Linked DNA regions of Homo sapiens: region 1 is linked to region 2. A link is a loop called in an ENCODE intact Hi-C map of the cell type or tissue named here. Cell type or tissue: ascending aorta. All regions are shown on one strand. Each heading gives the region's core, and the rest is flanking DNA. Links, peaks and the distances in the headings are about the cores only.

Evidence for each region. Hi-C counts contacts between places; a loop is a spot of excess contacts. Peaks named below come from ENCODE experiments on the same cell type or tissue, not always from the same donor. Only the 100,000 strongest peaks of a DNase experiment are listed, where the experiment ranks them.
Region 1: it touches region 2 in a loop (2.9-fold over the local background); 3 of 110 quality-filtered maps call a loop at or near these places.

What each region holds. Positions count from the first base shown.
Region 1 is chr15:55,053,417-55,056,341 of GRCh38, forward strand. No RefSeq gene overlaps it. Among named protein-coding and RNA genes, the nearest start is that of RSL24D1, 140 kb to the right of the region's middle. In ascending aorta, for the core only: no CTCF peak of the experiment used is centred there; no DNase peak of the experiment used is centred there.
Region 2 is chr15:54,993,896-54,996,820 of GRCh38, forward strand. No RefSeq gene overlaps it. Among named protein-coding and RNA genes, the nearest start is that of RSL24D1, 200 kb to the right of the region's middle. In ascending aorta, for the core only: no CTCF peak of the experiment used is centred there; no DNase peak of the experiment used is centred there.

The DNA.
Region 1 (2,925 bases), core at 192-2,691, 60 kb after region 2:
ATTTCAGCACCTATATCCTATAAATAAGACATTCTCCTACATAACTAGAATGCGACAATTACACTTCAGATTTTTATATAAACACAATATGATTACTTAATATGCAATCCATATAAATTTCTTCAATTGTACCTATAATGTCACATAAACCCAGGATTCAATCAAGCATCACACACTACATTTAATGTTTCTTTAGTTCCCTTTATTATAAATCCTTCCTTTTTTTAGTTTTATGACATTGGTTTTTTTTTTTAAGAAGACAAGTTGTTTTTTTGTAGAATATCCCTAAATTTCTATTTGCTTGTTTCCTCATGCTTAGATTTTTGACAAGAGTACTAACTAGGTGATGTTTAGTTGCTCCCCTTTAAATGACATGTTTTTAAGTCAATAAAATAAAACAAGTAATACCACAATCCTATCTCCTCCATCTTAGAGACCCATCCTAGCATTTCATCATAGTCACTCAGTAAAATATTCTTCTCTTAGGGTCGGCTTTGAGCATGTGGTAGACCTTGATGAACTCTCCCTGGTTCAATGGAGCTCCAGAACCAGGAAATATAACTAGAAATGTTATTAGAGATAAAAATGCCTAAGTTGATAGACTTTTCTATTTTTAGACCACAAAGAGACTTCTGACATAGTATTTTACAGTGAATACCAGGCTACTGAGCTCCTCTGTCTACTGTCTAAATTATTTTTGTTTTTAATTGGAAAAATTAACACATACATATAAGAAAACAAGTAAAACAATCCAATGCATACAATAAAATTAAATCTTCATCTTAATCCAAATCCTCCCATTTCCACAACCCAGAGAACCAATGCTAGCGGTTTCTTGTGTATCTGTTAAAATACTGTTTACAAGCATGTTACATACAGCTCTCCATCTTGCTTGTTAATGGTAGAGATCTTTCTATGTTAGCACAAATATATTTACATCTTTCTCTTTAGCCAATATTCCATAGACTCAAACATATTCAAATCAGCCATATTGATTCAAATTATGAATCAACCATAATTTACTTAAATGATCTCCAATTGATAGACATTTTTTGCTATTGCTGTTAGAAACAAAGCTGGAGAAACATCTTTGTATATCACTTATTTAAACACTTCTCTTAGAATAAATTTCTAGGTGTGGAATTACTAGGTTAAAAGATGTGTGTACATTTTCAGTTTTGTTACATAGCATCCAACTGCCCTCTAAAATCATTATACCCATTTTTCTCTCATTCATAATATTTGACATTGGCAGTTTCTGTGCCCTTCACACTGGATATTATCAAATATCTAAATGTTGGTAACCTGATAAGTATCTCCTTGCTTGGATTTGCATGGTTTTTTGTTTTTTGTTTTTGTTTTTGCTGTAAGTAATGCTGAATATTTTTTATATTTGTATAATCCATTTATATTTATTTTCTGTGACCTATTTCTATTCTTTTGCCTGTTTTTCCACAGTTATTATTTTTCCCACATTAATAATCAACTAGTGCTCCTTCAGCTTGAAATGACTATTATGGAAAATAACATCTTTTCTTTGTCAAAGAAATATATGAACCACTTGAGATTTCAGCTGTTCCTCATGGACTTATAAAGCCTAGATTATTTTTTTAAGTCACATATTCTGTTTTTACCACTGTAAAAAACACTACAAAAGATATCTCATATTTTTACACTTATGGGGTTATCGTGTCAAATTTGATACACCTGACCAGAGTATGACAAAGCTTTCAGCCCATACCAAGTAAATATTTAATATTAGACTCCCTAGAATTTTTATTACCTCTTTATTTCCCTATTCTCTATTATTTTGGGAGGAAAAAATATCCTGCTTCTTCAAGTCTCTTGTAATTGCTCTCCTTTTTATTTTATCATTCTCTCATCAATTTTTGACCATCAGAGAGTTCTTAGCTTATGATAGACACTCCATAAATATTTAGGGGTTATTGGACTAAGGTATGGATGATACCAAGCCTCCTTCAGAATGCTTTTTCATTCATATGTCTGCTACTCTTGATTAGAACTTACAAGGACATCAAGTATGCACCCCCATTTCCTAATGATAAAATCATATGCTTGCTCCCACTTCACCCACATTGTGTACCATGCAGATGCTTCAATAGCATCTTCAATGTTTTAAAAGTGCCGCCTCCAAAATTCAGGTGTTACCAATATAACAGTATTAGAAGGTGGAGCCTTTAAGAAGCAATTAGGTCATGAGGCTCCTCTTCTTATGAATGAGATTAAGACCCTTACAAAAGAGGCTTCACACAGAGTTCAGATCATATGCCCTTCTGCCTTCCACCCTGTGAGGATACAACAAGAAGACCATCACCAGATGCTAGCTCCTTGATCTTGGACTTCCAAACCGCTAGAACTGTGAAAAAAAAAAAAAGTGTTCTTTCTTAAGTACCCAGTCTCAACTATTATGTAATAGCAGCACAAATAGATTATAACAGCATTGTGACATTTTGTTGTACTAATGCACTTAGTTCACATGATATTTACATATCTGTCTATCCTACTACACTAGAATCTCCCTGAAAACTAGACTGTGTCTAATTCATATCCATACTGAGGGCCCAGTACAGACTCTGGCACATGGTAATGCTTCAGTAAATATGTTGAATGAACAAAGAAATTAATAAACTTGTATGAGCTGTTCGCTTATTATCAATTAACACAAAACCTGAGGCAACCCTTCCCAGCTTACACCTCATTTTAGGAGCATTTCCCACAATAGACACTTTCTCCCAAAAGCAAGAAGAAAATCAGATCGTTCTGAAATAACCAGGAAAAGCTTTTGGAGACTTAACCATTGTCAGATCTCCCTCAGTGATTATTATAAACTAAATTACAGAAAATCCAGGCTGAAATTTTTCATAAAGCAATTTAAAATATTTAATCGGATGCTGAATGCTTCTC
Region 2 (2,925 bases), core at 167-2,666:
CAAGAGCAAACAAATCCAAAAGCTAGCAGAAGACAAGAAATAACGAAGATCAAAGTGGAACAGGAGGAGATAGAGACATGAAAAACCCTTCAAAAAAAAATCAATGAATCCAGCAGCTGGGTTTTTGAAAAAAATAAAAAATAAAATAGATAGACCACTAGCTAGACTAATAAAGAAGAAAAGAAAGAAGAATGAAATAGATGCAATAAAAAATGATATAGAAAAATATCACTGCTGACCCCACATTCTCTGATGATAGTTTGTAGAAATAGACTAGAAAATCTAGAAGAAATTGATAAATTCCTGCACACATACACCCTCCCAAAACTAAACCAGGAGGAAGTCAAATCCCTGAATAGACCAATAACAAGTTCTGAAATTGAGGCAGTAATCAATAGCCTACCAACCAAGAAAAGCCCAGGACCAGATGGATTCACAGCTGAATTCTACCAGAGGTACAAAGAGGAGCTGGTAGTTTCCTTCTGAAACTATTTCAAACGGTTGAAAAGGAGGACTCCTCCCTAACTCATTTTATGAGGTATCATCCTGATACTAAAACCTGGCAGACACACACACACACACACACACACACACACACACACACACACACACACACAAATTCAGGTCAATATCCCTGATGAACATTGATGCGAAAATCCTCAATAAAATACTAGCAAACCAAATCCAGCAGCACATCAAAAAGTTTATCCACCACAATCAAGTCAGCTTCCTCCCTGGGATGCAAATGGGTTCAACATACACATATCAATAAACATAATCGGTTACATAAACAGAACCAACAACAAAAACCACATGATTATCTCAATAGATGCAGAAAAGGCCTCCAATAAAATAAAACATCCCTTCATGTTAAAAACTCTCAACAAACTAGGTATTGATGGAACATATCTTAAAATAATAAAATCTATTTATGAAAATCTCACAGCCAATATCATACTGAATGAGCAAAAGCTGGAAGCATTCTCTTTGAAAACCAGCACAAGACAAGGATGCCCTCTCTCACCACTCCTATTCAACATAGTATTGGAAGTTCTGGCCAGGGCAATCAGGCAGGAAATAAAGGGTATTGAGATAGGAAGAGAGGAAGTCAAATTGTCTCTGTTTGCAGATGACATAATCCTATATTTAGAAAACCCCATCATCTCAGCCCAAAATCTCTGTAAGCTGATAAGCAACTTCAGCAAAGTCTGAGGATACAAAATCAATGTGCAAGCACATGTGTTCCTATACACCAACAACAGACAAGCAGAGAGCCAAATCATGAATGAACTCTCATTCACAACTGCTACAAAGAGAATAAAATACCTAGGAATACAGCTAATAAGGTATGTGAAGGACCTCTTCAAGAAGAACTACAAACCACTGCTCAAGGACATAAGAGAGTAAGAGAGTACACAAACAAATGGAAAAAAATTCCATCCTCATGGATAGGAAGAATCAGTATCATGAAAATGGCCATACTGCCCAAAGTAAGTAATTTATAGATTCATTGCTATTCCCATCAAACTACCATTGACATTCTTCAAGAATTAGAAAAAACTACTTTAAAATTCACATGGAACTAAAAAACAGGCCACATAGCCAAGACAATCCTAAGCAAAAGAACAAAGCTGGAGGCATTACACTACATGACTCCAAACTATACTACAAGGCTACAGTAAACAAAACAGCATGATACTGGTCCAAGAACAGACATATAGACCAAGGGAATAGAATAGAGACCTCAGAAATAAGACCACACATCTAAAGTCATCTGTTCTTCAACAAACCTGACAAAAACAAGCAATGGGGAAAGGATTCCCTATTTAATAAATGGTGCTGGGAAAACTGGCTAGCCATATGCAGAAAACAGAAACTGGACCCCTTCCTTATATCTTATACAAAAATTAACTCAACATGGATTAAAGATTTAAATGTAAGACCTAAAACCATAAAAGCCCTAGAAGAAAACCTAGGCAATACCATTCAGGACATAGGCATGAGCAAAGACTTCATGACAAAAATGCCAAAAGCAACTGCAACAAAAGCTAAAATTGACAAATGGGATCTAATTAATCTAAAGAGCTTCTGCACAGCAAAAGAAACTATCATCAGAGTGAACAGGCAATCTATAGAATGGGAGAAAAGTTTTGCAATCTACCCATCTGACAAAGGTCTAATATCCAGACTTTACAAGGAACTTAAACAAATATACAAGAAAAAAACAACCCCATCCAAAAGTGGGCAAAGTATATAAACAGACACTTCTCAAAAGATGACATTTATACAGCCAACAAACATATTTTAAAAAGCTCAACATCACTGATCATTAGAAAAATGCAAATCAAAACAACAATGAGATACCATCTCAGGCCAGTCAGAATGGCAATTATTAAAAAGTCAAGAAACAACAGATCCTGGCAAGGCTGTGGAGAAACAGGAATGCTTTTATGTTGTTGGTGGGAATGTAAATTAGTTCAAACATTGTGAAAGACAGTGTGGCGACTCCTCAAGGATCTAGAACCAGAAATATCATTTGACCCAGCAATCCCATTACTGGGTATATACCCAAAGCAATATAAGTCATTCTACTATAAAGATACATGCACATATGTGTTTACTGCAGCACTTTTCACAATAGCAAAGACATGGACCCAACCCAAATGCCCATCAATGATAGACTGGAGAAAGAAAATATGGCACATATACACCATGGAATACTATGCAGCCACAAAAAGGAATGAGATCATGTCCTTTGCAGGGACATGGATGAAGCTGGAAGCCATCATCCTCAGCAAACGAACACAGGAAAAGAAAACCAAATACCACATCTTCTCACTCATAAGTGGGAGTTTAACAATGACAACACATGGACACAGGGACGGGAACATCACACACTGGGGCCTGTCAGGAGTGGGGGTGATG